2 separate regions of the Mus musculus genome follow, and region 1 is linked to region 2. A link is a loop called in an ENCODE intact Hi-C map of the cell type or tissue named here. Cell type or tissue: heart. All regions are shown on one strand. Region 1 overlaps Btrc (beta-transducin repeat containing protein). Region 2 holds the start of Btrc (beta-transducin repeat containing protein).

Evidence for each region. A loop is a pair of places that touch in the nucleus more often than their neighbours do. Peaks named below come from ENCODE experiments on the same cell type or tissue, not always from the same donor. Only the 100,000 strongest peaks of a DNase experiment are listed, where the experiment ranks them.
Region 1: a loop joins it to region 2, with 1.9 times the contacts of the local background. A loop is called at or near these places in 3 of 42 quality-filtered maps.

What each region holds. Positions count from the first base shown.
Region 1 is chr19:45,412,904-45,417,903 of GRCm38, forward strand. The region is part of intron 1 of Btrc (beta-transducin repeat containing protein); the gene reads left to right. Among named protein-coding and RNA genes, the nearest start is that of Btrc, 52 kb to the left of the region's middle. In heart, a CTCF peak has its summit at 2,404 (motif pointing right); a DNase peak (open chromatin) is centred at 1,308.
Region 2 is chr19:45,361,615-45,366,614 of GRCm38, forward strand. Btrc (beta-transducin repeat containing protein) reads left to right here and starts at 2,120. Exons shown (of 15, transcript NM_001037758.2): 1 at 2,120-2,272. The coding sequence starts at 2,225. In heart, a CTCF peak has its summit at 2,510 (motif pointing left); a DNase peak (open chromatin) is centred at 2,087; H3K4me3 peaks cover 2,123 bases; H3K27ac peaks cover 1,625 bases.

The DNA.
Region 1 (5,000 bases), 51 kb after region 2:
TTTAGTCCTTGCCACGTGGACTTCTTCAGTGTGACTGCTTGCTTCATTAAATCACGCAGGCCAAGCAGGCCAAGCAGGCTGTTCAGTCTTTAAGGTGATAGTTAGCTTTATGTAATCTAGTCATTGTCATCTATTCATATTTAAGATGATAGTTAGCTTTATGTAATCTAGTCATTGTCATCTATTCATATTTAAGGTGATAGTTAGCTTTATGTAATCTAGTCATGGTCATCTATTCATATTTAAGGTGATAGTTAACTTTATGTAATCTAGTCATGGTCATCTATTCATATTTAAGGTGATAGTTAGCTTTATGTAATCTAGTCATGGTCATCTATTCATATTTAAGGTGATAGTTAGCTTTATGTAATCTAGTCATTGTAATCTATTCATATTTAAGGTGATAGTTAACTTTATGTAATCTAGTCATTGTAATCTATTCATATTTAAGGTGATAGTTAGCTTTATGTAATCTAGTCATGGTGTCTCAGTACCTTTGCCAGACTCCTCGGATGGAGGTTTTAGGCCCTCCCCATACAAGGAGTGGGGTTAACCAAGGGCATGGACACTAGGAGGGAGAAGCCATCAGGAGAACATGTTAAAGTTTGCTTGCCACAATTGTAACCTGCTATCACTATTCATTTGATGTTTAGATTGTTTAACATTTGTTTACTCTTCCAGCTTTTCGTCTGTCCACTCTGCCATTTTGACGTGTCTCCTGATCTTTGAACACTTCAAGAAGTTGTTCCAAACTCATCTTAAATTTTTAAGGCTAGAGCTCTGGACTTAGTCATTGTTCTAAGGCTCTATTTAGAACAATCAAATGTGTTCATTTTTTACTAGATTTTTAGTAATAGGCATTCTCAATTGGTATTGTGTGTGTGTGTGTGTGTAAAGGTATGCATATACACACTTCATTTCTCAAGTTCTGTCTCATAGTATTATCTTCAGTTGTAACACAGCAATATACCATTGATTCTGGTTTTTTTTTTTTTCTTTTTCTTTTCTTCTTCTTCTTTCTCTGATAAGCCTGACTATTTTTCTCAGTCTCCTCCCCATCACATGGAAGTCTCCTTTACTTTTGGTTACTTGACAGCAGTGCTGCCTTCACCTTCTTTAAAACCTAGGTGTGAAACTGAGTTCTGGACTCTGTCTTTTCACCTCTTGCAGTGCCTCATGTGCCCTTAAGGAACCTTCCTGCCCCTTGCCCTGCCCGGTGTGGGTGTGGATTCTCAAGTCCTCCTGCTCACTGGAGTCTCGTCCCTAGCTCCATGCCAGGCCCATCTGCTTCCAGTGATGTTCTCATGCTATTTGGACTCCAAAAGCTTGTTTTGAGCCACTGCAGTCACCTAGCAAGAGGCCTGCTTAGCTCGTACTCACTAGTGACTGCTTCCTCTAATTGTGTAGAGAGGGAGGAGACCAGGAAAAGCTCTATCACTTACATTTTTTTTTTTAAAAGCTTCACTTTGGTTTTGATTGCTTGTTTTTTGTTTGTTTTGGTTTTGGTTTTTGTTGTGTTGTTGTTGTTTTTTGTGTAGCCTTGTCTGGCCTGGAAATAACTTTGTATACCAAGGCTAGCCTGAAACTCAGAGATCTTCCTGCTGCCTCTGCCTTTGAGTGTTGGGATTAAAGATTTGCACTACCACCACTTAGTGGGTCTTTATTGAAAGAGTTTATAAAGACCACTGACATTAGCCTAGGGGTGGGGAGGGAATGAGAAAGAAAATGAATTAGTGCATATGATTTTTAAAAGTATTTTTGGCTTTTTAAAAAAAATATATCTGAATACAGTATAGCTGTCTTCAGACACACCAGAAGAGGGTGTCAGATCTCATGACAGATGGTTGTGAGCCACCATGTGGTTGCTGGGAATTGGACTCAGGACCTCTAGAAGAGCAGTCAGTACTCTTAACCCCTGAGCCATCTCTCCATCCCCCATCCATGACTTTCAAAAATGCCTCCCCAGCTTTCTTTTTTGAGACAAGATCTTAGCCCAGAGTAACCTAACTTAGATTTTCAGCATTAAAGTGCCACTTTTATGTATACTTTTCTAGGTAGAATATTGTAGTTTAGATCCTATATTTACCATTTGCTAGGTACCCCGCAACTTTTGCTAATTGACTAACCCCCCTTTATCAGGGATTATACAGGTCAATAATTGTGGAAGTTTTTCATCTAACTTGCCTTATACTCTAGTTGACTTAATCTGTAAGTAGTGATTTCTCTCTGGTGTGTGTTTTGCATTGTTTTCTGATGATTAAAGACACATTTTTTTTTTGAACATTTACCATGGCCAGATTAATTGGCTTGTTGTTGTTGTGCTGTTTTGTTTGTAATAGAAGAAAGTTTATTTAGGCATTATGTTTTCAGGGGGTTGGAGTCCACAATGCTGCTGCCTATGTTCCAACACAGGCAGCAGGGGGCAGCCAACTAGGGCAGCCTCTGAGAGCTCACATCTTGAGCTTCAAGAGGCAAAGAGAATATTGGAAATTTGAGAAACCCCGTCTCAAAAAACCAAAAAGCAAAAAAAAAAAAAAAAAAAAAGCATGAATCATATCCCTGAGGAACAATCTGGGCAATCTAAGAGAGTAGGCAAATATATGATAACTTAGAGTAATATTGCAATAGAACTAAAGCCTATGTCTGAACATTTATAAACATTAAAAAAAATATTAATAGCACATACTGTCTAATCCAGTGTTATTTTTATACTTTTTCTTGTAGTTACTATGTGTGTTAGTTTCTCTCTTAAATAGAGTACAAATTAGGGGATAATATAGGACATTGCTTATCATACTCAAGGCTCTGGATTTGGTTCCTTGAACTGTGTGTGTATGTAAGAGAGAGAGACAGACAGACACACACAGATTGAAAGAGACACAGACAGACAGACAGGCATACAGACAGACACAGAAACAGACAGATGAGGCAGAGAGACTGAGAGAGGACAGGGCACAGAATTAAATGGTGTGTGAGCAGTGTGAGAGTGGGTTGAACCTGGAGGGACACACTGACGTCTCATGTCTGCCATTGCCATTTACTCAGTGCAGCATTCTGTATACAGAACAGTGATGACTTTTTAAATGAAACAATTTGGTAGGAAAACACAGTTTTTTTTAGTAAACAATTTCTGTCTGGTAAACTTTAGTGCTCTCCTGTACCTGCACCCGTGAGGAGTCATTGTATGGTGGATGAACTTGCCGCAGCTGTGGACGCTCGTCCACACTCTTACCAGAGCAGTGTGTAATGGAATTGGCATTCTTGGAAGCTGTTGGGGTTTGTTTTGTTTTGTTTTGTTTTGTTTTGTTTTTGAGACAGGGTTTCTCTGTGTAGCCCTGGCTGTCCTGGAACTCACTCTGTAGACCAGGCTGGCCTCGAACTCAGAAATCCACCTGCCTCTGCCTCCCCAGTGCTGAGATTAAAGATGTGTAAACAGACTTCTTAAATGTGGCTAATGATGGATTGGCAAGTGAGATGGCTCAGCAGCTAAGGCCTGACATCCTGACCAGGACCACACAGTAGACGCGCAGATTGATTCTCCCTAAGAGCTCCTCTGCCCTCCACATGTGCAACATGGCATACAAACTCTCTCACAATAAATAAGTAATTAAATAAATGTGATATTTGAAGGCAAACATTGACTTTGTAAGTTAGAGCCTGAGTGCCTTGCAAGGAATATGGAATACTGCATTTCTCTTGGCCTGAATTTTTTTAGTTGATATAGTAGTGGAAAGGGAATTCTTTACCATGGCTTAAGGATACATAAACTCTCAATGCAGCTATCTTTTTATTGTTGATTATTATAGCCTCTATTACTCCTAGAAGTTGACCAACAGGGACCTGAGTTTAGGAGATTTTTGCCATTCAGCTTTCATATAGTGAATGCTGAGGCCAGCCCTTTGCCTGCAGGGCCTTTATCATCGAAGAGGATGGGGCCTTACTTTAGGAGTCAAGTGTGGGGGAGGGGTGAAGATTCTCAGGGATCTCAGGGTGGATTTGAACTTTGATAGGCACATGATGCTGAATTCTTGAAACACCAGACACATTTTGTTGCAACATATCAGTCTCTTTATTTTCTCATTCTTTGATTTAGTAGAAACCTGTTTAGCACCTCCCTCTATTTTGCATAGACTTTTTAATTTTTTTAAGATTTATTTTTAAATTATGTGTGTGTGTGTGTGTGTGTGTGTGTGTGTATGTGTATGTATGTACACATGAGTGAGGGTGGAGGCACAAGATTATGGGTAGAAGACACTAGAAGGAGTTAGATTTCCTGGGCTGGTGGTTGTAAGCTCCCTAATGTGGGTGCTAGGAAAAAAACTCTGGCCCCTTGCAAGAACGGCAAGTACTTCTAACTGCTGAGCCACATCTCCAACCCTTCCTCATAGAAAGATCATTATATATTTCTTCTGTATATGAGAGTTTTGTCTGCTTGTGTGCCTAGTACCATCACAGGTATCAGGTCCCCTGGAACTGGAGTTATAGATGGTTTAGAGCCACTATCTGTGGTGCCCAGGACCCAAGTCCTTTGCAAGAGTAATGAATACTCTGAACCCAGGAGCCATTTCTCCAGCCCCTCATTCCCCACATATTAGATATGTTTTAAAAGCTGACGAACCTGTGTAGTTGAACGCATTTTTTAGCTTAAATAAAGTATTGCAGTCTTTACTTTGAGTTTTATTTTTACTTACTGTGTTTTTGTGCATATTTGCATGTGCCATGGTGTCTGGGGATGGAACTCAAATTTTCAGACTCCTAAGGCTTGCTCACCAAGCACTGTTACTTGCTGAGCCATGTCCTTGGTCTAGCTTTCTGCTGTAATGCCAAGGAGAGTCATTCAGGGTGAAGTTAGATAGAAAATGAGCTGAAGGAACAGGCCTGTGCTGTCCAGAGCTGTGTTTACACAGGATGAAATATAATCTATTAACTGAGGCTTTGAGTTTACCCAGGAAAATCATTTAAGAAGTGTGCCATTCAGGAGTTCTTTAATGATTAGTAGA
Region 2 (5,000 bases):
CCCACTGACAACCCTTCTTTGTTGTTTTGCTTTTTTTTTTTTTTTAAATAGGGTTTCTCTGTGTAGCCATGATTGTCTTGGAACTTGCTCTGTAGATCAGGCTGGCCTTGAACTCAGAGATCTGCCTTCCTCTACCTCCAGAGTGCTAGGATTAAAGTTGTGTGCCATAATGCCTGGTTTATTAGAAGTTATTAATGTAAAATTTCTAGTGATGGGCATAAAGTGATGGTGACAGCAGCTGTGACCAACGTTGCTACTTTTTAAAATACAGACTTCCATTTGTAGCCTAGGCTAGTGTGGAACTCAACTATGCAGATCAGGTGAGTGTTGAACTCTGCAGCATCAGCTCCAGACTAATTGGTCTTCCTTTAACCTGTAGAGTGAGTATATTTGCCTTCTGCCAAAACTAAGTTGGTCTAGTGAGATGGCTCAGTGGGTAAAGGCATTTGCCACCAAATCTAATTATCTAAATTTGATCCCTGGGACTTACATTATGGAAGAAGAGTAATAACTTTTTGTTTGTTTGAGTCCTGGTTTCACTATGTAGCTCGGGCTGTCTTGGAACTTCCTATGTAGACCTTGTGAACCTCGAACTCACCAGCTGCCCCCTTATCTCCACAAGCCAAGTGCACCTACGTATACACAAAATAAATAAAAAAGTAAAAAAAAAAAACCAACAAAACAAACAAACAAACAAACCCAGAAAACACCAACCAACCAACCAGAAAAAGAAAGAACAACAGAAACCTAACCAAAATTTGTTGTATTATTCCTAAGTACCATTCTCTCTTGGCCAATGATGTTCTCCTAATTAAAGATCTACTCCAGGTGAGGCACAGTAGTGGCTGTGGGTCATCATGTGGGTGCTGGAAATTGAACCCAGGTTCATTGCAAGAGTAGCAACTGCTCTTAACCACTGAGCCCATATACCCCAGCTTTTTATGTGGGTGCTAGAAACTTGAACTCAGGTCCTTGTCCTTTCATGGGAAGCACTCTTATCTACTGAGCCATCTCCCCAGCCCCATCTTGTCCCTCTCTTTTCTTTTGTATTTTTCAAGACAGGGTTTCTCAGTGTAGACTTTGCTGTCCTGGAACTTGCTCTGTAGACAAGACTAGCCTCAAACTCACTACATCAACCTGCCTCTGCCTTTGCCTCCTAAGTGTTGGGACTAAAAGCATGTGCCACCACACCTGGCCCATTTCTGGCTTTTTTTTTTTTTTTTTGGTTTTTTGAGACAGGGTTTCTCTGTATAGCCCTGGCTGTCCTGGAACTTACTCTGTAGACCAGGCTGGCCTTGAACTCAGAAATCCTCCTGTCTCTGCCTCCCGAGTGCTGGGATTAGAGGCGTGCGCCACCATGCCCGGCTCCCATTTCTGGCTTTTTATGGCCAAAGACACTACTTATAGATTTCACTTGCTTGATAGTCATTGAATTTCATTTATGTAACACAGGACTTTGATCTCAGGGTTAGCAATGGTAGTTCATACTTTCTGAGCGCTAAACTCAAGGTTTCCTGGAGTGAGTTCTATCTGTCCCTGGCTTGCTTGGGGAGAGAAAAGGCTCTTCTGAAAAAAAAGAGGCAATAATAGCTTAGGATGTTATCGGAATCTTGCATTGATGTTGAGGCTGCTGTTACATGCACACTTGGCTCAAGTCTCTAGGTCTCAATCTTTCTGCAGATGCCAGATGTATGAACTTTAGGAGGGTCTGGTTTTCTAAAATCACAATTAGGGAGAACCAAGGACCCTGAGTTCTCTATTTTCCTAGTATTTGGAATACAGAGGAAGCGCTAGTCGCCATCTTGCTATCAAATGCCAGGCAAGGAGCCACTGGCGTCGTTTGGTAACCACGGTGACACTCCGGCTTTGCCTTCTTAGAGACTGGAAACTACAATTCCCATCAGCCGACTTCCCCTCCGGGCTCTCGAGTGCTCTACATTTGGCTTGCACACAGCCGCGACTCTACGCAGTGACCCGTGGGAGTTGCTGTTCGCCGCGTAGCCTTGCCTTTTGCCGCTGGAGCCTCCAGAACTACAAGTCCCGTGAGGCAGCGGAGTGCGCACGCGCAGAGCCGCGGTCCTCCTCGGGCCCCCTGCCAGTGCCAGGAGGTAAAAAGAGAGGGCGGGGGAAGGAAGAGGAGGCGGGATCCGGACGCTGCGTTGGCTGCGGCCTGGCACGAAAGGGGCGGCCCCGGCGGAGAGCAGACCCAGTAGTCCGGGCGATTATGGACCCGGCAGAGGCGGTGCTGCAGGAGAAAGCGCTTAAGTTTATGGTGAGGAGATGGGTGCGGGCAGGGGACTAGTGGAGGCGGCTGCGTTGGCGTGTCGCTGAGCTTAGGCCAGGGTCACCCGCTCACCGCAGGAGGGGGCAGTGGGACTGGGGGCCAAGGCCAGTGGCGAGGCGGAGGGAGGGACTGGACCTGAGCTTGGGGGAGGGTGCAGGAGGGTACAGAGGGGACCCTGGGGTGGGGGCAGCAGCTCCGCCATCTTGTGGAAGAGAGGCCAAGTGACAGCGGGAGCTCATTCGAGGTGGGGGCTCCTGGCGGCGCGCGGGGCCCCAGAGGGAAAGGGGCGTGGGGACAGTTACTGAAGAGCGGAGGAACCCGGGTGGAGAGACGCCTGTGGACGCTGGCAGGGGCCTTCCCGGTGTCAGGGTTACGGGTAAGGCCTGGGAGAGGAGGTGCACTCAGGAGTGGGGAATAGTGGAGATAGGATAATGGCAAGACAGACACTGGGGGCAGGGGGAAACTGGGCAGGGCTGGAAACTGATGGCTGTAACGGCGAAAGTGGGAAAACCATGGCTGGGAGGCAAGTATTTTTGTAGGATGGGCTGAGAAGATAGCCTTTGCCTAAGGGCTAAGGGTGGAATCCCAGTTAGCTCTACTAATGTTGGCAAACTCTGGAAGAGGCCTCATTTAAGAAGATAAGGACTCAGACCTAGGGCTATGGTGACAGTTCCTGGGAGAGAAAGACAGTGTTGATTGTGAGCTAGAATTACAAATATCAGAAAGGAGATACGTGCTCTGTTTTGAAGGAGAGGGTCAAAATTATTTGTGGTAAGGACAAAGCGATGAAAGAAATGTAGTTACAGGTGAGTGGGGACAAGGTTAATAACCAATAAGAGAAATCAAAACAAAACTTGGGCCTTCAGTGGTGAGGTAGTAAAAAGTGGGGGAAGCCAGGTGCTGTATTGCTTTCTGTGAGAAGAAAGTCCTTGGAGAAATGAGATGTGAGGAAATTTCAGAGGAAGGATGTAGGGAGTAGAGAAAGTGAGATAAGTCGGGATTGGTGGTTGCCCGTGAGTTTTAGGTTGTAGTACAGAGTGAGTATTGCATTTTTAGGGTCTGTGTCAACCCCTTAGGCCCTGTTTCTGTAACTTTGTATGGTGGTTCTCCTTTGCTGTGCTTGTCTTTGGCAACCTTGACCAGTCTGATATTTGATGCTTTTAATCTGATGCTTTCTTGTATAGCCTAGGTGTAAACCAGCCTCTAGTTACATCTAAAGAAGGATGGATGCATAGATTTTTTTTTTAAGCTTAACAGGTGGTCTTAGGGATAATGCATTATTTTCAATCAAGTCTTGTGGTTTTTTGTTTATTTGTTTGTTTGTTTTTGTTTTTTTTCAGAAGTAATTGTAACCCATCTTTCAAATAGCATTCCTTGGTTGAATAGTTTTTTTGTGCCTTTGCCTAAAATGCCATAACAAATTTGATAAACATAGATACTAACTTAGTTGAAATTAGGTTTTAAATTGTCCCATTCATATTTATAGAAGCTGGTCAAATTTAACTTTTTATTTTGGGGACTGGAGAGGCTGCTCAGCAGTTAAGACCATTGCTGCTCTTCTAGAGGATGAAGGCTTGATTCCCAGCACCCACATGGCTACTCACAGTGGTTTAACTCCAGTCCACCCTCTTCTGGACTCCCCCCCCACCCCCCCACCATGTACACAGGTGAACAGGTGATGCACAGACATACATGCAGACAAAACATCCATACACGTAAAATAAATAAATAAATAAATAAATAAATAAATAAAGTGTATTAAAAAGATAAAATTTTAGCTGGGCTGTGGTGGCTTGGGAACAACACTTGGGAAGCAGAGGCAAGACTGATTTCTGAGTTCAAGGCCAGCCTTGTCTAGAGTACCAGCTCCAGGTAGTATGAGCTCTGGGACAGCAGAACTACATAGAGAACTTCTGTCTCTAAAAGCCAAACAACAAAAACATTACTTTGTATCCGTACCTTCAGAAACACAAGTTTGTCATTCACAAAATTCTATTGAGCCAAAAGACATTTCTTGAATTTCTGTCCTGTGTTGACCTTCTAAAATATTGAGACCCCAGGTCTGGAATTGTGGCTTGTACCTTATTCTCCAGTACTTAAGAAGTGGAGTCAGGCTGGGGAAGGTGGCCTACATCTGGACTGGTAGGTGGATCTCAGTTTGAGTCTAGCTTGGTCTACATAGTGAGTTCTAGGATAGCTAAAGGCACATAGTAAGAACCTGTCTGAAAAACACAAAAAAGAAAAGGAAGAGGAGGAGAGGAGGAGGAAGAGAACAAGCAGGAGGATGGTGAGGAAGAGGCAGGAGTATTGGCCAGGTGAAAGCCAGCTTGGGCTACATACGGAATTATACCCTGTGTCAACAGACCATAAACAAACAAAAAAACCAAACAAGCTAGCTAGGTGTGGTGGTGAATGTCTGTAATCCTAGCACTGGGCGGAAGGGTCAGGAGTTAAGTCTGCCAGGGCTACTTGAGACCCTGTTTACAAACAAGCAAATGAGCAGAGACCTTGAAATCTTGGGGGAGAGGATGGGAGTAAGTCAGTACTGCTTTTATGCCCTCAGCCAGCTTCCAGTTGTAAGTCAGAAAAGTGCTCAGTTTTGTTTTCCGGTTTCGAGGGTTGGCTCTGAAGAGGAACCTGCCATTTAATTAGATTTATGGAATAATGAGACTTAGCAATCATAAAGAGACATTGTGAGATCACCCCGTACTGCTGC